Regions from separate parts of the Homo sapiens genome. Here region 2 is linked to region 1. The links are chromatin loops, found by intact Hi-C in ENCODE. Cell type or tissue: sigmoid colon. All regions are shown on one strand. Links, peaks and the distances in the headings refer to the core of each region. The heading gives the core; the rest is flanking DNA.

Evidence for each region. Peaks named below come from ENCODE experiments on the same cell type or tissue, not always from the same donor. Only the 100,000 strongest peaks of a DNase experiment are listed, where the experiment ranks them.
Region 2: it touches region 1 in a loop (2.4-fold over the local background); 2 of 110 quality-filtered maps call a loop at or near these places.

Annotation. Positions count from the first base shown.
Region 1 is chr12:47,409,710-47,420,691 of GRCh38, reverse strand. LINC02156 (long intergenic non-protein coding RNA 2156) reads right to left here and starts at 5,684. Exons shown (of 2, transcript NR_149087.1): 1 at 5,460-5,684; 2 at 513-770. In sigmoid colon, for the core only: no CTCF peak of the experiment used is centred there; no DNase peak of the experiment used is centred there.
Region 2 is chr12:47,682,040-47,690,039 of GRCh38, reverse strand. RPAP3 (RNA polymerase II associated protein 3) reads left to right here. Exons shown (of 17, transcript NM_024604.3): 7 at 845-915; 8 at 2,039-2,164; 9 at 3,133-3,260. Among named protein-coding and RNA genes, the nearest start is that of RPAP3, 20 kb to the left of the region's middle. In sigmoid colon, for the core only: CTCF peaks have their summits at 2,983 and 3,198 (motif pointing right); no DNase peak of the experiment used is centred there.

The DNA of each region.
Region 1 (10,982 bases), core at 1,573-9,572:
TTTGAGGTATGGACCATTATTAGCTATCTATAAATGTCCACAAAATGTCAAAATATTAGCTTCTATGATTTACCTCTCCTACGGGTATTTGCATTAAAATGCAAATTAATATTATTTAATAATATTATAAAATTACTTTTTTTCAATAAGCAAAAAAGTGTTTTTAGGCACTATGAAAGGCCAATGCAGAAGACTGTTTTTGTATAACATAGAGAACTAAATTTTCTACCATTTCTAAGGGAGTCCCAGTTGAGGTAAATGCCTGTGAGGTTACTTTTGACAGGGCTGATGGTGGTGGGGTGGGAAGACCTCTTCTATTCCCTGTTTCCTCTTTTTGTTCTCTTCTCTTCTACTTCTGATTCCATCTTTTTACTTCTTCTTTGCACATCTCCATCCTTTCTGTTACTCTCTGCCTTGGGGGCAATGGAAAAAACCACCAGATGTCTGCCTTGAAGTTGTTTCATGAAGAAGGATCATGGTACTCCACAGAACACTATATAATGCTACACCCATTCTGTTTTGAATTTTTATTTTTCTGCTTAACATGGTTTCATGGCTTTCACCTTTCTCATCTCTGCATGGCTTCTCTGCTTGGTAGAGCCCAGACCGAGTTCTCATTCACAGCCACTTTATAACCTTCACCCATCCTTTCTTAGTGTGAGCACCTGACTGGAGCAACTAAGCCGGCTTCTTCAGTTGACCACACTACCATAGACAAAGAAGTTCTTGCAGTAGTGCAGGCTGGACATGTTGTCAGCTCTGATGAGGGTCTAGCAGCAGAGATGGAAAAAAGCAGAGAGATTAGAGACGTATTTAGGAGCTAAGATCATCAAGACTTAGTGATGTGTTTGTCATCTTTGAGGGTCCAGCTTAAATATCTCATATCCATGTAGTTCTCCCTCTATGCATTTCTTACAAAACATGTTTCTCATTTGTGCTCTCATAGTTCATAGTGCATACTCCAATGTGTCACTTTCTGTTTATGTATCTAAATCTTCCACTGAGTCATGATCTGAAGGGGGAGATAATGTCTCATGTCTCTTAGTATTACTAACATCCAGCACCCAGCTTAGTGAAGGGAGAAAGGTGTGAAAAAAAGGAAGCAAAGTCCTCATTAAAATATACATATGAATCTTGAGCTAGATGTTGACCCCAAAACAAACCTCACGAATGCCTGGCATTGTAGGCATACCAGAGACCCTTAGGTCCATCCTAGCTACTTGTTGTGTCCTTGACTGTGACATCACTGTAAGTCAGTATCTCAAATGACAGGGGACAGCTGACTTGTAATGGGGTAACTGGAAGACCAGGGAAACATAAACATGAACACCCCTACCCACTACCATTCCTCAGGCAGAAATTGAGGCCGACAAAGCGCCTTGGGTCCTTTTATGCAATAAACTTAAAACTTTGGCAACATCTCTGTGTAAAGAGAGCTGCCTTTAAGAGTCGTGTGAGTTGGCACTAAGCCTGTTTTCCTTCTCTCAGATCCCTAAAGAGCACAGTTTGAAAACAGAAAATGAAGGAAATAAACCAATACAACCCCATGTAATCATGTGGCACACTTACTCCGTTGTAAGAGAGGTACTTTGCAAGTTGTGGGCATGCTTTTTTTTTTTTTTTTGAGATGGAGTCTCACTCTGTCACCCAGGCTGGAGTGCAGTGGCGCGATCTCAGCTCACTGCCAGCTCCGCTTCCTGGGTTCACGCCATTCTCCTGCCTCAGCCTCCCAAGTAGCTGGGACTACAGGCGCCCGCCAACATGCCCGGCTAATTTTTGTATTTTTAGTAGAGACGGGGTTTCACCGTGTTAGCTAGGATGGTCTCAATCTCCTGACCTCGTGATCCGCCCGCCTCGGCCTCCCAAAGTGCTGGGATTACAGGCATGAGCCACCACGCCCAGCATTGTGGGCATGTTCTCTTTAGTGTCAGAAGGATGGTACATTCAGAGGAAGAGAAGCTTACTATGAACTGGGACAGTCAGAGAGGTCCTGATGGATAAGATGAGATTCAAGAGGGACGTGGTTCCATGGATAATGTAAAGACTCCATGAAATTAAATAATTAGGAATCCATAAGATATTTTGGTAAATATAATCAATAGTAAATATAATGAGCACCTACTATATGCAGGACACAGAGACTGGTCTTATGCAGGTGTAGGAAGAAATTTAAAACATGGAGGGAGGTGCTTACCCTCAGTGAGTTTTAGTCTTAGAGTATAACACCCTTGAGCCCTAAAAATGGTGAGTCCAGCTCCAAAACCCACAGCTTCATGCCCTCTAATCCATCACTGGATAAAATACCCAAATCCTGGCAGATCACTGACACCATCAGAACATGTCAACACTCCAGGATCTTTTGAGGAGTGGACTCTGCTCCTCAGTCTCATCAGGACTGTGAGGAATGCTTCATGAATACCTGTCATCTTCTCAGGAAACAGCTGGAGATGAAGCATGGCTGTCATTGCATTTCTCTTACTGTGATTGTTCAGAATGCTCCGACAGAGCTACCAAGGAGGAGGAATGGCACAACATGATGACAAGATTAATTAGCATCTGCAAGACTGGACATGGCTCCCCAAGGGATTCTTCCCATGCTCTGCCATGGCTGCCTCTGGTACCCTCCCCCTGCCTTGAGATGTCACCTCTGATGTGTCTGGGTCCCCAGCTGGCTTACAAGCTCTTGTGACATCAGTGGCACATTTTGTGGCACTGCATTTAGAAAACTGTAAAGCTGGTATATGCACTAGAGATCTGTCCTTCATTTTCTTCATTTTGTATTTAATGCTGTCCTAACTCCACAAAATAGAGACCTGGAAATGTCAACAATTGGATATAGTATAAGAATTTTAAAAGTAGATTTTAAAAGCACAAAGGCAAATTTAAGTTCAATATTATGGATAATGCAGTATTCTGTATTTAGTAGCAATGAGATCTTTCAGACCTTTCTTTATTTTGAAATATATTATCTTCTAAGGAGTGTAAGAAAGATAGCCTCTGTCTAAACCAGGGGCATGAAAATTACATCCTCTAGGAATTTGAGGAAACATTGCAGAGGGCATTTGACTGCCTGGAGTCTGTCGGAAAGATAAGGCTTTATATGCTTCAGTAATATCCTAGAGCAAAATAACAGCCACTGTTGAGCACTGATTTATGTAACACCCCAGTGTACCGGGCACTATTGTATATGATACCCCAGCGAAATAGATATTATTACCATCTTCGTTCCCAGGATTATAAAGTTGAGAACAAGAACAGTGGGGTAACTCGTCCAGTGTCAATTATCTAGTGCATGTTTAAGCTTGCATAAAGCCCAGATATATTTGACTCCCATCTGTAGTCATGGCCACTGTCCCTGTTGCTCTTGAATAAAAGATTGAGGGATCTGTCTTAACCTGTTCACACTGCATAACAAAATCTATAAACTGAGTGGGTGGCTCATAAACAACAGAGATTTCTTTCTCACATTTCTGAAGGCTGGCAAGTCTAAGATCAAGACAGATTTGCTGTCTGGAGAGAGACCACTTTCTGGCGTATAGATGGCATCTTCTTGCTGTGTCCTCCCGTGGTAGAGGGGGCGAGGGTCTCTCTGGGGTCTCTTTTTATTTTTTTATTTTTATTTATTAATTTTTTTTTGAGACGGAGTCTCGCACTGTCGACCTGGCGGGAGTGCAATGGCATGATCTTGGCTCACTGCAACCTCCGCCGCCCAGGTTCAAGCAATTCTCCTGCCTCAGCTTCCCCAGTAGCTGGGATTACAAGTGCACACCACCACGTCCGGCTAATTTTTTGTATTTTTAGTAGAGACAGGGTTTCACTATGTTGGCCACCCTGGTCTCGAACTCCTGACCTCGTGATCCACCTGCCTTGGCCTCCCAAAGTGCTGGGATTACAGGCATGAGCCACCGTGCCCAGCCTGGGGTCTCTTTTATAAGGACACTCATCCCATTAGTGCCATTAGCTCTGCCCTCATGATCTGGTTGCCTCTAAAAGGCCCCGCCTCCTAATACCATCACCTTGGGGCATCGGATTTCAACACATGAGTTTTGTGGAGCACAAACATTCAGAACATAGCAGGATCCAATGATTAATTCATTTTGTGAATTGTTACTTGCAGTCCTATAACTATGCCACAGTGTTACCTTAGAACGTTAATTAAATGTGAACTGCTCTTCCAGGCCAACGATAGTACAAAATCTACAACAATTTTTAGTTTCAAGTATTTTACCTGACACACTGAAACTTTTCCAAAGCATGAAAACATATTTTTTAAATGTTCTTCAAATTGAGTGGATTTCATCTTTCTCCAGTCACCTACTTAGAACTGAAATACTCATGTTTGTTGGGGAGTACAGCCTCAGCTTTCAACTCATGAGATCCAAAGAGACAGTGGAACCAAGTAGCTCTCTTTTTTTCTTTTTTTGTAGGTGAGTCAGAAGCCAGCCTGTGTGTTACAGAAGGAAGTTCTCCCCTCTGCCTATGAGCTCGTTTTACATCACCCAGGAGAATCTTTCAGACTCTAATCATATTGGCCAAGGTTCTTCCATCACTAGCATGACTATTGACAGGAGAAAGTATCAATAGAACAGGACATGTTCAGATTTAGAAGGTAGAGCAGAGTGAAACAAAGTGAGTGTAATAATTCCTACAATAGGCCGGGCTCGGTGGCTCACGCCTGTAATCCCAGCACTTTGGGAGGCCGAGGCGGGCGGATCACGAGGTCAGGAGATCGAGACCATCTTGGCTAAGACGGTGAAACCCCGTCTCTACTAAAAATACAAAAAAAATTAGCCAGGCGCGGTGGCGGGTGCCTGTAGTTCCAGCTACTCAGGAGGCTGAGGCAGGAGAATGGCGTGAACCCGGGAGGCGGAGCTTGCAGTGAGCCGAGATAGCGCCACTGCAGTCCGGCCTGGGCTAAAGAGCGAGACTCCATCTCAAAAAAAATAAATAAAATAAAATAAAATTCCTACAGTAATTTTTATGTACTTCATGGTAGTACATAAAAATTGTGAAAATGAATATGCTGCGTGGAGTTTTTTTTTCTCCCAGTGGACACACAACATTGAATGATTCATTCACTGTTGGAGCAGAATTTTTTACCCTGGATCAATTGTGTGCCTTCCTGATGATACTTTAATAGAACAAGTGGGCACAGAGTGACAGATGATGACGGGAGGCTCAGACACAAAGTAGAACTACTGTTGCCTGGAGCCAAACAAAAATTATACCATTTAAAAACTCAGAATCCAAGAGCTAATATGTTGTCCACAAAAGAACAAAAGGCAGAAAGTTTATGCTAAAATGAGGTAAGTTATAAATGTCAGTAACTCATAAAATGGGTATGTCCCATTGGGACCTAAAGAGTTAATATATAAAAGGAAACAGATTGAGGTCAGGTAGCCTCATGAAAATCTCAAATGCTGTGACACAGAGACAAACGTGGTACTGACGACTCATACCTGGGCTTGATCCAAGAGGCCTTTTCGAAAGTAGAGGCCTTTGTCTCTCCAGACCTGAGCCTCCTTTTTTGAAAGGGACTCTCTCTGATGTCCATGGAGTTGAAAGAGAAGCTCTGCTTTATTGGAGAAACTCCTTTCTACAGAATCACCTGCACGAAGGCAGACATTTGCAGGGAAATGAGACTGGCTTATATGATTAATTCTATCAAATGGATTTAAAATTAATCCACAGAAAGATAGAAAGAGGAAATGACACTCTGACAATAGCAGGTCTTCATGATGTTCTTTCCCCCATAATTTACTCCAAGTGAAGGTAGAAACCAGGACACAGAACTTTTGTCACAGATGGAAAAAGAAAAAGGGATGCCAGTCATTTTGTTCTAATTCATTTGCATTAAAAAAAAAAATCCTTCCCTCCTGGTTTCCATAGCTACTCCACCCCCTCAGTCTTCATTTGTAACTTGTCTGAGGGACAGGTCAGGGACTAGTGGCACCGGTGCCTTCTCACCCCCACCACAGAAGAGGGTGTCAGAATCACATGCCCTGCATGATGCTAATCACCCCAGCGCCCCCGACAACAGCAAAGCAAACCCAAACAGAACCCTCTCAACCTAAACAATCTTCCTTTCCCCTTTTAACTCTGAAGCTCTTATAAAAAACAGATATTTCAAGGATGTCCTTTAAGCTAAATACAAACTAGAACATTGAGGTAAAACACAATTATCTGCCCTAAAGTAAAAATATAGATTTTTAATATTTCCAATAAATATATTTCAAATCACCAGTTTGAGGTGTGGAATAAGTTCATATTTATTTTAGTGTTGAAACCATAGTAAGTGGAAAAAAAAAACCCTCTAGGTTGACAAGAAGACCAATCTTTCTCCTAGGATTTCCCTCCCCAGTTGATTTCTAGGGACCCTCAAGTCCATCCTGGTGGTTTTTGGTCACCACCACCCAGGAACACATTCTCTGGTCCTCACTTCATCTTCTCACACCTTCCTGAAATTGTTCCTGAAGACTGTTTTCTTTCCCATGACTATTCATTCCAAGTGTCAGTAGCCTTCCCTCTCTTAATGTTCTCAAAATAGAAAGAAAGGGATCCAGGCAGGGATATTAACAACTCTTTACTGAATGTCCAGGAATGTTCATTCTTGAGAACCTCAGGCCCTGAGTAGAACCTCAGGGTCTATGCCAAGTTCCTGACAAGCTCACATGGCATGGGATGATCTCATCCCCTACTAGGGAGAAACCTCTGGAGCCAGGGCCCTAAACCCCTCTGCTCCTTGTAAACAGAAATGTAAAGGTGTAATGAGCAAACACATGCAAAGACCTTTGCACACCTGGTACATAGTGCTTAATAAGAGATAACTGCTACAATAAAGATTAGGAGCTAGAAAAAGGCAAAATTTGCCTTTGGTTGTCATTGCTTCTTCTTTCTTTGATTCCCTTCCTTCCTTCATCTCTCTGCACCACAATATATCTAATTTTTAGCCCCTCAGTGCCTAAAGTCCCCTAGGTACTGCCCCAGTAGCTTTCAACTTCTGCTCAGTTAAAAACATCAATCCCATGTCTCTTTTTTGTCAGGTCTTTAATATAATGTGACAGTAGTTGACACCAGTTCCTCAAAGGAATGGTTCAGAACCACATAAGAACCTTGAAAATAGGGAATTTCTGTCTTTTTGCAAACAGAATGGTATCAATGTAAGTTTCAATTATTAAGGTGTTCGGGAAAGGTCGGAAGTCTCTCTTGGCCTTTCTGATTGTGCCACTTAAGCAGGTGATTGCCTGTTTTATTGTTTCCAAATAACTTGCCACAGGATATCCATTTAGCTGGTCCAAGGAAGAAGATTCATATTTCCCTGACTTGTAGAAATATGTGTTGAAGTTTGGAGGAAGAAAAGGGCTTGCCCTGGAGAGTTAACCACTGATCTGTGGAATAAACTTTAATTTTCTTCAAATAAAGGAAGCAGCTTTTATCTTCCACAGAAAACTCCATCTCTTAGTCTGGCATCGCAGCAAATTTCCTAGGCTAAATAGAGCATTGCCAGAGCTTCATAGTAGATCCTTGGGAACATTTACATAGTGTAAACCTAATTCCCATACAAGGACCGTGTGGTCTATAGTGTAGGGAAGCTGGTGTGGCAGTGGGATGGCAATAGTGGTGGTGGTGGTGGTGGAGTGTGTATGTGTGCGTGTGTGTGTATGCACCTGTCAGAGATGGAAAGCAGAGTGAAATAAATGAGTCAGTTCATTACATCTTAAAGTTTATGGAGCTCTCCAATTTAGCTCTAAAAAGAAACCCCAGAAGAAACAAAGGCAACCTTATTTTGTTGGATCTTATTACAACCATTTTCAGCCAAATAGAGCTTGTTTCACTTTGATTTTACAGGAAATAAACTTAGCATCCCATAGAGCTTAGTGATTGTGGAGTGCTACTGTCATAAGAATTAACCATCTGCTGAATATGTAGGCAAGAGTTGTTACTGTCTAGATTTGAAGATAGATCTTTCCATGGATTCAGATGATTTCAGAAAAATTTTTATAATGAGAATTAACTCTAAATGAGCCATCTGCCAGTGGTCTCTGGTCCAAACTAGAGCTGCCTCAGCCACACTGATCAAATACCTCTGAGTAGAAAGGATCCTTGGTCAGCCACACCAACTGGATGTGTGCTCTGAGTGCTTGTTAGTTTGTGTTTCTAATCCTACATGAGTTGTGGTTTGTCAGCAGTTTACATATTAATATTAACAAAAGGGAAAAGACTAAATTATTGTTTACAGATTATCTTATTTTACAATGAGAAAACCTAAAACATTAATTAAGAGGTCAGAATAAAGTGGCTAGATACATTAAAATCAGCATGTAAAACTGTGATGAGGAAAATGGTGCATCCCAGCTTGGCTGTGATAAGATCTTAATGACAGGACACTGTCAGCCAATGCCCAGAGACAGCCTGGCATGTAAGCCCCCTGAGAAGCTCTCAAGGTTTTGAGGAGAATCCATAAGCAGTTAAATTCTGTCCTTTGATAACCCCTCATTAGCCTTCCTAGCAGCAGACTGTCTAGACTGACTTCTTTGCTGGACATGAACCAATAAGTTTACCCAGAAAAATGTGCAAACAAAATTCATTCTCCCTGACTACTTTCAGTTTTTCTGTCTTCTTTCTCCTACAAATTCTGGTTTTTGCCTTCTTTTCTTGACCACAGTCTACTGATTTTTTCTTCCTTGTATGAGTAAATATGCATGCATATGACAAACTAAAGATTATGCTATATCAATAATCATTTGGAAAATAATTTTAAAAAGAGATCACATTGTAAAAATGAATCCATCAAAATCTAAAACCCCCACCTGGCATGAATTTCAATAAAAGGTCTTTTTAAAAAATGTATATGGCTGTGTTTTTATTGCTATGTGACAACCCACCCCAAAACTTAGCAGCTTAAAACAACCACTATTTTATTTGTTCCTGAGTCTTGGGTTGGTTGGGACTCAGCTGGGTGATTCTCCTGCTGGGGGTTGCTCATGCTGTTGCACTTAGGTGGTGGATGGGGCCACAGCATTCAAGATGGCTACATTCATGCGTCTGGAACCTTGGCAAGGACAGCTGGAAGGCTAGAACACCTCCCCCGTCCTCCCCTGCCAGCCTTGCTTTCTTTGTCTCCATGTCACTTTCTCAGTACAACTAACTTGGACTTTGCATAATGGGAAAGCCTTCATGTGTGAGCACTTTTCAATCCTCTGCATGCATCACGCTTGCTACTATCTCATTAGCCAAAGTCAGTGTGGGCAGGGCCTATACAAGAGTGTGAATATAGAAGGCAAGATGTTTTGAGGATCACCAAGGTAAAAGTCCACCACAATGGCCCTCTCTGCTCATCCTCCAGTGGCATCACTGTATTCTGTAATTGCTAGTTTATTATCAGACTGTAAGTGCTGTGAGTTACAATCTTATTTTAGTATCCTCAGAGCCTAGCATGGTACCTGGTCAGCACGGAAATATGCATTGAATGAATGAATGAAGGAGTAAACATGTTGAGTAACCTACTTCCATAATTGCTGGTAGAGCTTGTGACATCAATTCTTACCTTGTTTTCCCTAATTCCTGCACTGCCTCCCTCCTGTGCCAGGTGTGAGGTGTCAAAACATACAGAAAGAAATGCATTCAGCTGAGCTCTGCCTGCTTTTGTCACAGCTTTACAAGTCTCTGGGTCATGTCTCTCTTCACTGCTTTTAGGGAACATTTGAATCCTGCAAGATACTTGGCGTGGAGTGGTTTTGTATAGCAATTTTTTAAGTAAGGCGGATTTAGAAAAGAAGCCTAACATTAACCCCAGACTTCATGGAAAAATGTGAGTAGTTAGAGAAGAAAAGCACAGAGAGGGTGTATGGTCCAGGATGAGCCTGGCTGAGAGGACCAGCCATGCTGGAAAGAATACAAAGAATACAGTGCCATCACTAACAGAAGATAAAACATTTCTTACAAGATGCAGTTGTACTCAGAAGAAGCCTGGTGAGCCCAGACAAGCAAACTCTCTTTAAGTATATTATTCTGTTCTTTTGAAAGGTTGCTATGATTTAGTTGAAAAGATGTGCAGGCTCAGCTCTGAGTGTTAGCTTTGAAATTTCATTATTTGCTCTTGTGATGTGGGCTGGCATTTTCCTTCTCATGGGCTGTGAAATAACAGGGTTAGGCCACATCTGCAGGTCTCACTCTGTGCTCCTTATGCCTGCAACCCAGGGAAATGTCTGGGTAGGGTGAGGGGGCTCCCTGACTTTAACCAGATCACCTCTGCTTTCATCTTTTTTTTACCTATGTTTTCTCTTATGTTCTGCCTAAGACCTTGTTTGAACAAAGAGTTCTGGTCCTAAAACACATATTATTTAAAAAAAATTCTTTCATCTCTAGAATTCTATGGCTTTTCTCAAATCCACAGACTCCCTTGAATGTTCAATTATATAGTTTCATTTTATCTTTCTTCTGGGAAGAGAAAAAAATAGGTAAATAAGTTGTGTTAGAAAAGCAATCCCTGGCTTTATATTTTGTTTTGTGTTTATTTTGACATCCATAACAATGGTTAGGAGGGTGTCCAGAATACCATTTCTTTTGATGGTCTCAAGGATGGAAGGGCAGTTTACGAACATCCCTTTCTAAGCCCTATGTAGCTGCTTTCCAAATTATTACCGATTTTGGAACCCTTGGAGTCTGAAGACTAAGTATGCTATTTGTGTTTTGTATTCTCACACAGTCTTTGCTTCCTGGGCTTATTAAGTAGAAGATTTTTGGTGTTAGCAGGGCAGTCTTTTGAAGCTCTGTCCCATTTGCTGATTGTCAGAATTGTCTCTTGGCTGTGGTGCATGAATATGCTTTCATTCATTCATGAGCAAACTCCTGCTATGTGCCAGGCATTGTTCTAGGCACTGGGGAAACAGCTGTGAATGGAACAGACCTCCTGCGCTCGTGGATTTACAGTCTGCAAGCATGAGCAGGAGAGGGAGACAAAGAAAAAAGTAAATAAATCA
Region 2 (8,000 bases), core at 1-8,000, 270 kb before region 1:
GACAGAGTCTTGCTTTTTCACCCAGGCTGGAGTGCAATGGTGTGATCTCTGCTCACAGCAACCTCCGCCTCCCGGGTTCAAATGATTTTCTCTGCCTCAGCCTCCCAAGTATCCGGGATTACAGGTGCCCACCACCATGCCTGGCTAATTTTTGTAATTTTAGTAGAGACAGGGTTTTGCCATGTTGGCCAGGCTGGTCTTGACTCCTGACTTCAGGTGATCTGCCCACCTCGGCCTCCCAAAGTGCTGGGATTACAGGAGTGAGCCACTGCGCCCGGCCTGCTTCTTGGTTTTATGATATACAACTTATGATAGCAGGTATCCTTCCTGGGGCTGGTGGAAGATGGTTTGTCATAGGATTTTGTCTGCCCTGGGGGGAGAAGAAGAAAGTTCAGTGGCTTGGCTCTGCACAGTGGCTTACGCCTGTAGTCCTAGCACTCTGGGAGGCCAAGGTGGGAAGACTACTTGAGGCCAGGAGTTTGAGACTAACCTGCCCAATGAGGAGAAAACCTGTCTCTACTAAAAATACAAAAATTAGCTGAACTTGTTGGCGTGTGCTTGTAGTCCCAGCTACTCAGGAGGCTGAGGTACAGAATCACTGGAACCTGGGAACTGGAGGTTGCAGTGAGCCAAGATTGCGCCACTGCACTCAGCCTGGGCAACAGAGTGAGAATCTGTCTCAAAAAAAGAAAGTTCAGTGGCCTAATGATAGTATTTCTTTGTTTCTCCTTTATTTTGCTGTAGGACAGTTGCCTGATTGTCACAGGCAACAAAAGATTGTTTTGTACATGTTTTAAAATATTACCTATCTTTAAAAATTTTTTTTATCTTCTCTTTTACTTAGATTATGAAAGAGTATTAGAACTAGAACCAAATAACTTTGAAGCAACAAATGAACTCAGGAAAATCAGTCAGGTAAACTATAGTTATTTAAATTAAGTGTATTATGACCTTTATTTGAAGAAGTAAAGCTTTTTGCATAGATTTTGTACTATAGATTTCTTAATATTGAGATTTTCTAATTTTAATTCTTTGTACTATAGAGTTTTACTAAATGAATTTGCATGCTAGAGGGAGTGTAATGGTATTTAAAGACCCTTGATTGTTCTAGAAGTTGCCTGAGATCTTTAAGAACTACTGCTGCTTTACTCTTTCTCAGATGACAGAATTATTATTTTTTTATCCCACTGATTTTCTTCCTTTTTGGCTTATGCACTGACTGAAACATTGAGAGAAAAGTGACAGTGATTGGGGAAAGTGTGCTTTTAAATATTACCACTACTATTGCACATAAGATCTGGTAAATATGTTAACTTGATTATAGTTGTGAACTGTATTACATATGTTTAAAATTTTGCCTTAGGTCAAATAATGACTGTGAATATTGAATTTGAGAAGTTTGGTGATGTAGTTGTAATGAACTGTTATGTCTGAAAACAGCTCCTAAAACAGTGTCTGGCCCGTATAGAAATTCAATAAATATTTGTTGAATAAATGAGCAACTACTTTTAATGGATGCTACTTATTTATTTATTTAAAATAATTCAACTTGTATTTTAGATTCAAAGGGTACATGTGCAGGCTTTTTACATGGGCATATTGTATGATACTGAGGTTTGGGGTATGAATGATTCCGCCACCTAGATAGTGAGCATAGTACCCAATAGGTAGTTTTTCATCCCCTCCCCTCCCCACCCCAATGTTTCTCTCCCCAACAGGTAGTCTATAGTGTCTGTTGTTTCTGTTTATGTCCATGTGTACCCAATGTTTACCTCCCACTTATAAGTCAAAACATGCAGTATGTGGCGTTTGATACTAATTTTAATTGAAATGAGAAGCACATTAAATTTATTATATGCTTATTTTACTTTTTACTTTAATAAGTAGAAAGATTTTGAATTAGAGCAGAAAATGTTATTTTGATTATTTAAAATGTGGCAGAAATTCTAATATATTTGAGGTATTTATGTTTTAAGGTCAAATATATATGCATCTTGCATTACTTTGTTTTATTTTAGCTGACTGCTATGTCTCCTAGGCTTTAGCATCCAAAGAAAACTCATATCCAAAGGAAGCTGACATAGTGATTAAGTCAACAGAAGGAGAGCGAAAGCAAATTGAAGCACAACAGAATAAGCAGCAGGCCATTTCAGAGAAAGATCGGGTAATCCAAAGCTATTCCAACGTACAATGTATATGTTTTGCTGAGTGTTGATTTATTTCTTGTATATCAGTTAATTTCTTTCTTCTCTAATATTAAAGTTTTGCTTGAGTAGGAATTGGGAATTAAATGCACTAAAGCCTCTGGGACCTACTAATTCAAAATTTGGGTAATTGATGACTTTATATATAAATTAAAAAAATAACTATAGAAACACTTAAGTTTAGGAAACTACTTTTGAATGTTTTATATATTTACATATACATAGTTATAAATTTAACATAGAAGTTAATTACAATCCATTCTTATAATGTACTTTTTTCATTAATTCACACTGGACTGTTTCTGATTGAAATTCCTCTACTAATCATGAGTTGAGGTTTAGTTTATTTATTGCCTTTCCTGGACCCACAGAGGATTCCTAATAAATATTTATGAAATGATTATTGATTGTGATATTTGACTGATTATAAGTAAATGTTATAGTGAAATCAGGTATACAAATTCCAATACAGCTGAATTTATCTTATATTTGGGCATATTAAAGTTATTGAAGAGTGGGCTTTATAATTCTGGTACTGTATTCTTTCACAAAATTTATTTGAGTTATGAAGTCCTTTTGTACAGCTTCTAATGTAACTTAAGACAGTATATTATTTGGACCTTTGTTAAAATAGGTTTTTAAATTTAAGCTTTGCGTAATATGTAATTAATGGAATAATAGTGAATGCTGCAAAGTAATGTAGTATACATGTTTTTCCTTTTTAGTACTGAAAAGAGAATAATGCCATTAAAAAAGAAACAACCCAAACCAACAGATTTTAAAACGTGTCTCATGGGCCAGATTTTTAACAATATTCTTTCTTGAAATACTGTTGGTGAATATCCTTGCAGTGTTTCATAAGATTTGAATTCATTTATTTTTTTTGAAATTTTTTTTTTATTCTCCATATCTCTCTACAAAATAACAGGGGAATGGATTTTTCAAAGAGGGGAAATATGAAAGAGCAATTGAATGCTATACTCGAGGGATAGCAGCAGATGGTGCTAATGCCCTTCTTCCAGCTAACAGAGCTATGGCCTATCTGAAGATTCAGAAGTAAGTATTGGTTACATTTTAGTGCTGTTCAGGATAAAAATTTACAATAAATTGGTAAATTTTTACCATAAGTTACCTAACATGCCAATTATGGCGTGTTAGGTTAGCTCACATGCCAATTTATGGTAAATTTAAGTAAGTTAAAATTTAATTTATGTATTTTTGAGCATTTAAATTAAAGTGAAATGAGAGGGGAAAAGTAGTGTGTGTGTGTGTGTGTGTGTGTGTGTGTGTATGTGTATGTGTGTGTTTATGTACCTGTGGTATACATAGTTCCAGGCACAAGGTGTGTATTCAGTAGATGTTCTTGTTAATATTTTCCCGCTTTTAAGTCTGGCATTACACAGTTTACCAGTTTTTCTCTAGTCGCTTTATGTATAGTATTCTGGATCTTGATTAAAAATTATTTTTCACTTCAGAGCCCCTTGGGCAAAGTCTTATCTGGAAATGTTTTATATACATACATGTATAACAAAAGAGAACTGCTGTCATTGAAACTGCTGATTAATAACATATGTAACAAACATTTGATCCTATATTAACCAGCTTTTTCTGGTTGTGCCCAAGTTGGACAATCAGTAGAATTATATCCGATGGCAGAAACTTAGACTTAGACTTTGTTTCTCTTGTTATACTTTACAGACTAATGCCAGAATTTTAAAAAGCCTGTAAATAGTATAAATAGGAATTCGAAACTTCTTCAGTGCCATGAATTCCCCTTTAGCTGTATGTTGAACGCTTCTCAGGATATTTTTAAATGCTTAACTGTACAACTAGGATTACAAAGGAAACCAATTATATCAAAATATAGTTTTGAAAATATTAAAAATTGTGATATAGTAGTATATTTGATTTTTTATTAACACACCTCAAAATGAGAAATTACATTTAAAATACAGGCAAGTGCTGTATTTTATGCTCACCAATATTCAGAATTACAGTACAAATTTAACCTGCTGCTTATTTGCATGTGATTGTACTGTATTTGAAACTACATTTAAAATACAGACAAGTTAATGTTAAAAAAATTTTAAAGACATGATTGTAAGGTTTCAGTAAGGACACCAAATTTTGGGATGATCCTCGACACATCTTCCACGTACTGATCAACAAGCAAGTGTGGATAGGGAATACCTGAAGCAACGTAGATGATTAGATTTCCAATGTGATAACACATGCCTTAGCTCTTTGTCTTCTGAATAACTACTAGGGCAGAGTTGCCCAACAGTTGCCAGCCTTGTCACAAGAGTATCTATAAACCAGACACTGCAATCACATGCAAATAAGCAACAGGTTAAATTTTTACTGTAATTCTGAATAGTGGTGAGCATAAGCAATATTTTGAGATACCAGTAACCGTTATAATGTGATATGGAAATATCTGATTTTTTTTTTTTTTTTGAGACAGAGTCCCCCTCTGTCACCCAGGCTGGAGTGCAGTGGTGTAATTTTGGCTCACTGCAACCTCCACCTCCCAGGTTCAAGCAATTCTCCTGCCTCAACCTCCCAAGTTGCTGGGTCTACAGGCATGCGCCATGACACCTAGCTAATTTTTGTATTTTTAGTAGAGATGGGGTTTTGCCATGTTGGCCAGGCTGGTCTCAAACTCCTGACCTCAGGTGATCTGCCCGTCTCGGCCTCCCAGAGTGCTGGGATTACAGGCAGGAGCCACCGCGCCCGGCCAAAATATCTGATTTTTATTGGTGACAAAGTGATAGATACTATTGTCTGCATTTGTATTTGAAAGATAGCTAAATTTTATTTGAAGTTTAGTGAAAACAGTGATACAGTTTTTTTCCTAAACAAGTTTCCACATCCCTCAGACAATCTCAGGTTAGGAGCTCCTGTCATAGAAATAAATTCTGATTATATATTTAACCTCATTTAAAGTAATAGATATCACTGGAGATAGATTCTTTTGTTGACTAGTCAGAGTGAAGATCATTGCATCTCTTGCTCACTTATGAAAATTTTGATTTTTGCTATCGAAGAATTGTGCATTGGTTTAAAAATTGTAAAGCCTGAGTTCGTTGGTTTGACTAATGCTAAGAGTAATGCCTTCTTACAGGTGAGAGATTATATATGCATTTATAAGATATCTAATTTATTGTATCAGTTTTATTTCTTTAGTTTATAATCGTATTAGTGGAATATATTATACCAAGTTAGCAGAGTATATTTTAAATTAAAAGAACTTATGACTCTTACTTGTATCTTTTCCTAGTGTATCTTTTAGATTCACAGTTAATATCAGAATTTTTTTCTGTACATGGAGACTGTTGTTATGTATTACGGACTATGTGAGGAACATAAAAAAGCAACATTTCAAGCTTAGACTACTCCTAGTTTAGGTAACCATCCTATAGCTTGAGGTTCTATAAACTGTGTCAAATTAGAGCTAATTAGAACCAGCAGTATAGTCAGTCTTACCTACCAGTGTGCGGGGTAGCAGTAGGGAGTAAGAAGAAATTCACCTAGTTAGGCCAACCGGGATTCCTAGAGAATGTGCTTTCTGGAGGTGATAGTCTAAATTAGTAGTTTGCATTGGGAGATGAGCAAGACATCCTTGAGTTACAATAATGGAGTGCCTGTGAGCTGGCAAATTGTGGAATGTAGGCTGGTAGATGGTTAGCTTCAGAAAGGCTGAAGAAATAAGAAGATAATCAGAAATAAGGACAGAAGTTTGGGCCAACATTGTAGTCCTTGAAGAGGACTGACCAAGAACAAATCTGAGTCCTATTCTTAGAGGGAGTAAAGCATAGATTTAGAGATAGGATAAGAAGAAAATAACCCAGTAGTATTAGATATTAGATTTGGGAAACAGGGTTGAGAGTTGGTCACAAAAATAAGGTAGAATCTTGGTTGCTGGAACTGGAACCAGACTAAGACTTGATTTAGTAGAGGGTGGTTCACTTAATGGTGATTAGGGGCGGCATTTACACTAGAGCCAGAGTAGACCTAGGGCAAGTGGACCTGACTGAAAATCAGAAGGAATCAGGGCTAAGGAGCTAGGCAGAGATGATAGTTTTTCGCACTCACCATTTTTATTCTATTTTTGATTAGTTTGTCTTTTTCTCCAACCACCTAAAAGATGTTTGTTGATTGGATTTTTCTAAATTCACTTTACAAATGGAGTGCACAGGAGACGTGTAATAATTTTAAAGGACTTAGGTGAGTCTATTTTCAAAGAATAATCGTCTACCTCTGTGGCAACTTCAGACTTTTAGAAAAATTGTTGGGTTTTCTTCAGCTGTACAGTAGAACATGCAATTAAATATGCAATTAAATATACAATTAAAATGATTTCCTAAACATTTATATTCTAAATTTTCTTTGAATTTGGGTGTTGGAAATTTTTTGATTTACTTATTCAGCAAATATTTATTGTGCTAAAATGTATCAGGTGTTCTGTGAGGCACTGTGGAAGGTATTAAGTATACAAATATTAAATGTATAGTTGTTTTTAAGAAACCCGAAATTTGCAGGGAGTGACAGAAAAGGAGACCAATATTTGTGAAAATACGCTAAGATAGCGCTATGAAGGACACGTGCTATAGGAGTTCAGAGTGGGAAGAATACTGGCATAGACTGAGTCCAGGCAGGGGAATTCCTGGAAAGCATCTTGAAATTGTTTAGGAGTAGTATGAGTTAGTGAGGTGAAAAAACAGGAAACAGGTCAAGTGTTCTAGTGCAGGTTCAAAGACGTGGGAGTAGGCAGGTTGATGGTACCTCAACCTGGAAAGGGTGAGTGGTTCGTATTATGGCTGTTATTGCAGGGGACAGTGGCAGAGAGAAGGCCAGATACTCAGGCAGGCCCCTGACTTTGCGCTCCAAAGGAATTGGACTTTATCTTGAAAAGTATGGGGGCCATGCAGGTATCTTGAATGATATAATCAGGCAAGTAGAAAATAACATTGATAAGGGCATGAACACAGATATATTCTTTATCTCTTGCTGGAAAGTGAGTTAAATAAATCAGAGATGTTTAAGTTCATTCGAAATTCTGATTTTTTTCATATGAGATTTTGTTTTGAGGGCAAGATGACATCCATTTAGGCCTTGGGGAGAATGCAATTACAGGAGTGTTTTTTTTTTTTTTAATATTCTTATGAAACTTTTCAAACTTATACAAAAGTAGTATAATAAACTCCATGTGTCCATCATCTAGTTCTAACAAGCCATACTTTTTTTGGTCATATTTGTTTCAGCATTTTCCCCCCGAATTATTGTAAAGCAAATCATAAACATTATGACGTTTATTGCTAAAGAAAGGATATTTTATACATAACCACAACCATTAGCACTCCTAAGAAATTAACAATAATTCATTAATGTCCTATTAATATATGGGAATGTCTGAAGTTTTTTTGTTATTGGGTTTTTTTGGTGGAGGGGGTTGAGCTCTTCTTAAGCACCTTGTTGTTGTAGAGCAGTAATGAGTAAGTCTGTAAGTCTGAATTGATTGCTGGTTGCATGGCTGAGTAGAATTTATGCAAAGTATTAGATGATATGCTATCACATTCGTACCAAGTTCTCATTTTTTTGTTTTTCTATGAGTATGGGAGGTTTACTGTGGGTAAATGTTAATAAAGTTTTATTAGAAAACTAATGCCAGTCAAAATTCTAATGTAATACCTGTGCATATTGAGACTTGGAGAAGAGGTAGGCAGAGAAGCAGTGGCATTCTTTTGTCTGCCCTAGTCATATTTTTGCATTATTATTTCATCGCTCCAGCAGACT